Linked DNA regions of Mus musculus: all the other regions are linked to region 2. The links are chromatin loops, found by intact Hi-C in ENCODE. Cell type or tissue: left cerebral cortex. All regions are shown on one strand.

The links. A loop is a pair of places that touch in the nucleus more often than their neighbours do. Peaks named below come from ENCODE experiments on the same cell type or tissue, not always from the same donor. Only the 100,000 strongest peaks of a DNase experiment are listed, where the experiment ranks them.
Region 1: it touches region 2 in a loop (5-fold over the local background); 7 of 42 quality-filtered maps call a loop at or near these places.
Region 3: it touches region 2 in a loop (4-fold over the local background); 4 of 42 quality-filtered maps call a loop at or near these places.

Annotation. Positions count from the first base shown.
Region 1 is chr11:33,916,757-33,919,256 of GRCm38, reverse strand. It overlaps a transcript of Kcnip1 not described here. Among named protein-coding and RNA genes, the nearest start is that of Gm36395, 14 kb to the left of the region's middle. In left cerebral cortex, a CTCF peak has its summit at 1,486 (motif pointing right); a DNase peak (open chromatin) is centred at 1,481.
Region 2 is chr11:33,175,739-33,178,238 of GRCm38, reverse strand. No RefSeq gene overlaps it. Among named protein-coding and RNA genes, the nearest start is that of Npm1, 14 kb to the right of the region's middle. In left cerebral cortex, a CTCF peak has its summit at 1,484 (motif pointing left); a DNase peak (open chromatin) is centred at 1,454.
Region 3 is chr11:33,433,055-33,435,554 of GRCm38, reverse strand. All of the region lies in intron 14 of Ranbp17 (RAN binding protein 17), which reads left to right. Among named protein-coding and RNA genes, the nearest start is that of Ranbp17, 79 kb to the left of the region's middle. In left cerebral cortex, a CTCF peak has its summit at 1,542 (motif pointing right); a DNase peak (open chromatin) is centred at 1,547.

The DNA of each region.
Region 1 (2,500 bases), 740 kb before region 2:
ACCACAGTGGACCAGGAAGCAGAGAATGCTACAGGAAACAGGGCCAGCATAGTCCCCAGTGATTCACTTTTACCACCTCAGCCCCTCTGGAACTTCGTGAAGGTTCCAGAGCCTCCAGCACTACCCGATGGGGAACATTTCAGAGTCAGAGCACAGCAGGTGTTTATATACAGCAACCTGTATGGATGAGAGCATCAGAGGACCACACAGCTAACGAACCAGGCAGTGGTGCATGGATGATTAGGCTGAGACACACTAGTTTGTGAATGAGCTAGGGGAGGCGGGAGGTAGTTCTGTCCTATGAATTAAGATTGACTCTGTCATTGTGCATTGTTCTTTGACAATTTCATAACTTCATATAATGAATTTTGTTAATTTATACCCTCATAATCCTCTTATCCCTTTCCCAATGAAGCTCTTTTTCTTCCTAAGACGTCATCTCCTGCTTTTATTATCTCCCTGTATGTGTGGTCCACTGACTTTAATTAGGGTTGCTTGCAGGATGGGGTGTGTGTATGTGTGGTGGGGGTGGGGAAGAGGTATTTACTGGATCATGCACTGTTTGTCAGTGGCTACATAACTGAAGAAAATGGCTCCTCCCTCCCCACCAACCACTAACTGCCAATATCTCCTCTACAGTGCTAGGGCCTCGTGACTCCCCCTAATCTGTGACATAAAGGAAAGGTTGACCTTTTGTGTAGATGGAGTCTCTCAGGTTTGCACTCAGTTCATCTTGAAGAAAAGATGGAATGTCTTCTCAGGGTGTGGAGGACAACTTCTAGTTCTCTGGAATCTTCCCTGTGTTCAATAAGATTCTTAGGGAGAGTTTAGGATAACTGCATCTCTTTTCTAGGGCGTTACATGAGTCACGCAAGAAAGTCCATCCCCATGTCTATCAAGAGAAAGAGAACAAAGAGAGGGAAGACGGTAGGAGACCTTCCTCAATTTCAAGCCTCTCTCTGCAGCTCAGCATGCCAAAGTGCTGAACTTGGGGGACTCACAAATAATATTCAAAGTTATTATATTACTCACAAACACATACTCACATGCACACGCATGTGCATGCACACACGTGAGTTTTGAAAGGTGACATGAGTGTACCATCAATGTTTAGTTAATGCTAGACTCTATTCGTGTTCCTCTGGGGTCTGAAATCAACTCACAAATTATGTGACAACTCACACAGAGGACATTTTGTCTCTCCTCAGGAATCAGGGGTGGAAATTTGAAGAAGGAAAGCTCAGGCATTCTGTGTGCTCCTGCAAGAACTGACCGACAGGCAGAACGCTCTGTCATGGATAGCCCCTGCAGGTAGAAAGAATGTCAGACAGAAACATGGGTGACCGGAAGGGTAAAATGGCAAACCTCCTCCAAGAACAGGCTGGAAGAGAGTGTCCAGCTCCTAGAAAGCTGACCTTGCTGCAACTTAGGTACTATACCACTGTCATAAAGAGCCAGCAACAGCCAGTTCCAGTGATGACCAGCAGAGGGCGCCACAGGCCGCGAGCTGGCCAACTTCTACACTCCAGCCTAGGGTTTTGTTTGTTTGTTTTGTTCTGTTTTGTTTTCCCCCCAGTGAAATTTTACTGAAGCCTACAGTCCTGCTTTGTGTGCCTCCTTGCTGGGCCTATAGGGGAAGAGTCTCGGATTGATCACAGATAGACATTCTTCTATCCAAATGTGTTGTCCCAGAGCAATGCTAACAGAGTCTAGCATTAATTGATCTCAAGGCTCCTTAGACCCCAAATAATATTCATCCCCTAAAGGTGGATATCTTTCAGGTTATTTTTTAGCCTGCTTCAAAATTTTGCTTCAAACCAGAGAGAAACCTTGAATTCTTGTTCAAAGAATGGACAACCCCCACCCCCATGTTCCTGAACCCTCATCTGTGGGGTGGACTGGAAGGGGTAGCCGTTCTCGTTGGCAAGTCTGGGAGGTCAGTATTTGAGCTTGGTGCACCACACTGTCTCCCGGGAGGAAGTACGAGATTTGCAGAAGGCTCTGGTAAGAGGGTTGCAGAAGGCTCAGGCTCCAACGAGTCATGCAGCAGCGACGACGCCTCTTACCTACGCTCTGCAGACTTAGAGATGAGATGTTTTCTCCATCAGTTCTGCCTGGGAAGCTCCAGGAGACCTAAGCAAGGGACTCTATGCAGGAGCAGGGCCAGGGCTCAGAGGACTAAGATCTCAGGTTATCACACAGAGAACACAGGAACAATGCATGTTCTTTCGAGGACCATGGACATCTTGCCTGAGCTGGACTGCATCCCATATCCACACACACACATTCTAAAACACTAGGGCTAGGGCTGTCCTCCTGCTCAGTCTCGCCCCTGCCCTGGCCCTCATCCCCCACAGGCACTCACTGATGAAGCCTAGGGTGAACCTGCTTTGTGGAAAGCGAGATTGGTTTTTTTCTCGATTCCAGCTGCACTGCAGAACTCTGAAGTAAGCAAAGGGGCGGGGGAATTGCTGCGTTTCCCCCAGCTCTCCCCTGGCAG
Region 2 (2,500 bases):
TTTTCCTCCCTGACATTTTCTTCTCTCCACCCTACACCCCCACCCCATCCTCTTTCAGTCATCAAGACCAGGTGGCACCCTTGCCTCAGGGAAGGGATGTCACTGTAGAAGGATGGGGAAAATCTCGTGCATTTCAAAGCCCAAGCCCCAGGGATAAGGGGCCAGAAGAGTGGATTTGAAAGAGGTTCAATAGGCTTCAGAACCTTTTCAGGCTGGAGAAGGCAAAGCCCACGGAACACAGCAGATCCCGAACCGAAATGGCTTTACAGTTAGCCCATGCACCTGAGAGCAGCTCTTCTAGCTCCCTATACATACCATGACTCCCATAAGTCAAGGAAGAGGGCCAGGGATTGCTGCTCTGAGCCTTGCAACTGATAATGAGGACCACCCGGCAGCATCCTTCATCTAGGTGCAAGGCCTAGAGATGATGGTCATCACCCAGATGCTAGTCAGCTTAGACAGTGGACAGAGAACTGGTGTCTGACAGGACCCAGAATTTAGATGGACTCTAAGAATCCATAGCTAGATAGAGGTGAACAAGTTACTACGTAAATCAGAGCAACAGAGTTGCTTTGTAGAGAAATACAGGTTTCATAGCCCCAGTTTTCTAGAGTTGCTACAGCAAAACTCTCAGAATGTAGAATTAGATCAAACAAAGAGCTTTATCCTGAAAGGGATCATTTCTGGAACTTTCTGCAAAAAGATGCCCCAGTTCATACTGTCCCTTTGAGAACCCCTTCCAGTGGGCACTCTGCTGAGGACAGAGTCTCTATGCTTGAGACACAGCTATGAGTAATGCTCTCTGTATCAACCAGCAGGATCCGGTCCTGCACAGGGTGAGGTCTGGAAGCTTCTCTCAGGCTGGTGAAGAAAAGCAACACTAGGAGACAGCTCTTCCAACCGCCTGGCTGCTACCATCCTTTTATGTCGTCTTTCTAGCCTGGAAGCTTCTGCAAGCTGGGCTCCCGAGCTTTCTGTCAGTGAAGGAGAGTGCTTTTCTCATCTGCCCCTGGTTGTCTCACCCGTCTGACCGTTTCTTTACCTGTCTTTCAAATGAGCATAAGAATAATTTCTTCGTGGGGGACTGATGCTGAACAGATGTTCGCAAAGCCCCCTCAGGATCGCCATGACAGGTCCCTCAGTAGGAATGATATCGTGGTTATGTAATAATTTCTCCTTCTAGTTTTGATTAAAAAATGATACATGCGCATCTATGTGCACAAATGTGTCAGCACTAATGGGGACATGCGCAGTGGAACCGGTTGCATACATATGGAGTAGAAGGACTGTGTCCCCAAAGCAATATCTCAGAAAAATCACATTACAGAAAATGATCGGGAGAAATCGTCATTTTAAAAAGTCGAGATGTTTGCAATCTATGGATACCAAAACACTCCTGGTGACAGAGACCTGTGGCCAGGACAATCAGAGGCCGCTGAGCTTCATGGAGCCTTCGAGCATAGCCATGCGGTAGTCTCTACTGCCCTCTGCTGTAATTCGGGAAACAAACGCTTCTTTGGGGAGCGGTAAACCTTGATGCGGGGAAATCACTCTCTTCTCTCACAAGTTTCTACCTGGCTTGTTTCACTTACCATAATATCCTCCCCTACAGCACAGTGGGGCTACTAAAGCTTACAACTTATACATTTTATCGAGAAGAAGAGGGGGTGTTAGATGGCTCCCTGTACAAAGAAGGGGCAGGACTGCCAAGAGACCACCATTGTGCATTCTAGCGGGCATTGGACTATTTGCCGATTTGTATGATTGTCTATGTGAAGTTACTACATGGTCAACTTTTTGAAATGTCTCCACGTGGACTTGACCTTACTACTACTTTCAGTTAAGTGGGTCTGCGACTGTTTTCCTTGTCATCACAAGGATGGAACCGAGCAGGGAATGGATCAGATTGAATAGGTTGGGATCTTCTGGCAACATTTAAGAAGGGAATCAGGGTCACTTTGTATAATCCCACGCTGTTGTGTTCTAGGGCTTAATTTTAAGACTTCTCCCCTCCCCTCCCCTCCCCTCCACTCCACTCCCCTCCCCTCCCCTCCACTCCCCTCCCCTCCCCTCTCCTCTCCTCTCCTCTCCTCTCCTCTCCTCTCCTCACATCAGGCCGTAGAGTGCTTGCATTTGGTCCTACATGGAACATTCTTAGCTGCCTTTGTCCCTCTGCCTGTGACTTTCTGTCTCACCTGGGTATGGTTCAAAGATGGAGTGCTCATTTAGTCTGTAAGTGAAAAGGATATTTGCCCATTAATTTCAACTCCAGCATGCCAGGCCCCACATAAGGCACAGTTAATATAATCTCACTTCAGATGATACTCGGAGGAACAGGAAGACAATTTGTGAGGGGAAAGGAATAAGAGGCAGCACACATTTACCAGGAATGTTAATATTTACTCCTGCACGCCTGGTATCTGGGAGATGGCATAGTCACTAAGTGGGGATTACATCTTCAATTAAGTACTGGTGGCTGGGGACCCGGTGATGTTTCACA
Region 3 (2,500 bases), 260 kb before region 2:
CAAAACAAACCAAAAAAGAGAAATCTCTGATTTTAAAATAATATCAACACTAATCTAATACTTTAAATTATATGTAACAAAAGAAGTGTAAAGTTTATAATCTGAAAACTAAAAAATATTGTTGCTGGGTGGTGGTGACTTATGTATCCAATCCCAGCACTTTGGAGGCAGAGGCTGGCAGATCTCTGAGTTTAACACCAGCCTGGTCTACAGAGCGATTTCCTGGACAAGCAGGAATACACACAGGAAAACCCTATCTCAAATCAAACAAATGACAAAAAACAAAAAGAAACCCCAAAAACTCACAACCCACCCCCACCAAAACCAACCAACCAAACAAACAAAACAAACTAAAAATAAATATTTTTGGGCTGGTGAGATGGCTCAGTGGGTAAGAGCACCCGACTGCTCTTCTGAAGGTCTGAAGTTCAAATCCCAGCAACCACATGGTGGCTCACAACCATCCGTAACGAGATCTGACGCACTCTTCTGGTGTATCTGAAGACAGCTACAGTGTACTTACATATAATAAATAAATAAATCTTTTAAAAAAATATTTTTGAAAGATGTTAAAAGGGCCCTTACAATGGCAAAGAGGATCCATTGATCTTGCGTTAGGAAACTTATGTTGGCAAGAAGGAACACTCTGCAAGTTGATCCATACATTGAGCACATTGTCTGCTAAAATCTCTGCTTTCGTGCTTGCAGGAATTGACAACCATATCTTAGCATTCAGGAGATAAGAAGTGTCTAGAAGAACCATAACATAACACACTTGGATAAAAATGGCATAGGAAGGGCCATATTTTAATTTAAAAATTTTTACAAAACAACAGTGAAGACAGTGTGTGGCATGTCCAGGAACAGCCATATAGGCAACGGTGGATGTTTGGATGCCGCTCTGAACACTGATTTTTTGATAAGGATGCCATTAAATGGGAAGAGGGAGGCTGTCAGTGAATGGTGCTGGACAAGCGCACCACCAGTGAAGGATTGTACTTCCTTTGCTTTTCAAGAAGGCTCTCAAGGCACTGGGAGGCTCTGGCTCCAGAGGAGGAAAGACATGTTACTGATTTATAAATTGGGTGGTGCCACACACTCACAGTCTGCCAGCGATTTACATCCTGACACTTGTTAACATTATTGATAGCCTCATTTTCTGTTCATTTAAGTTGTCCTTATTTGAAGGATCAGTTACATGATCATTTTGTATATAGAACACATTCAGAAATGGGAGATTATAGAAATAACTCCTTAAAACTAGGCAAGCATCCTTTCTGTTTAGACCATTGTTTCTCAGTATTGAGTAAAAACCGTTTTTGTAAACATGGACGTGACTTATCTGGGTACCATATTTTTATAAATTTGTGGGATAACAGGATTGCCTTAGCAAAGCAGTACTCATTGATGTCTTTCAAATTGCCAGAAATAAAAACAGGAGTCCCAGTTTTCTGTGTGTGCCTTTCTAGGGTTTGGGTCACTGGGTGTTTCTGGTCCAATGTCTCCTGCTGTCGAGTCCACACGTGGAGCAGCAGATGGCATTCTCTCCCTGCAGTTGTCAGCCTCGGGAACCGTGGGCTGCTAACAGCTACTGTGAAACTGATAGGAAAGTGCTTAGAGAGACGGTGAGTCTGGAAATCATAAATTAACTGCTGTTTCCAGGTACTTGAATATATTTTAAGTGTTAGTAAAATTTATGATTGTGTTTGATAACACTGTTTTTAGGATAAAAGAATTTTCATTTAGGTTAGACTATAAATAGCAGCTTTAAAACATTTTAAATAGTATTTTAAATATCCTAATGTAGCAAACATCGAGGAGTTCATAGAAGCAAAGTGCCAAGGATATTAAGATTACATTTCGAAGTTTAATTATTAGGGAATAATGCTGAATGACTTTGGGGAACTTTTTAAGTATTTTAAAAGTTTTCAAAGTTGAATTCTGGCACATTGTCAGGTTGCTTAAATTCTGTAAATTTATTATAGTTTTTTTTTTTGTATATTATTTGACCTAGTTAGTTTTTCCTTCTTGGCAGATAATAGTAATAGTAATAGTAATAGTAATAGTGTAATCAATTGGTTTACAGAATTGCTTTATTACAAAGGGATTTGTTCTTTTTCAGCGATCCATAACCTTAAAAAATGTTCAGGAAAGCAAAGGGCCTACATTGTTTTATAATTTTTAAATCTCTTCACTGTATAAATGGAATTGCTAAGTTAAACTTTGACGTATTAACTTCCTGAGTACATATAACTGTTGCCTGAAAAATATTAAGCAGTAGACAAGAAGGTTTAGAGCAAAGAAACCTGCAGTTGAAGTTTTAGCAGCCATGTGTCACTAAGATTATGATATTCATTGGAAAAATATCTGATGCAAATTGGAAAGACATTGGATTCTTTTTTTTTTTTTTTAGAAGTTGACTTTTATTATCTGTCATGCCATTAAACATACCATCACTGGACACCAAATCCCATGTGAATTTTACAGTTATATCTCCCTG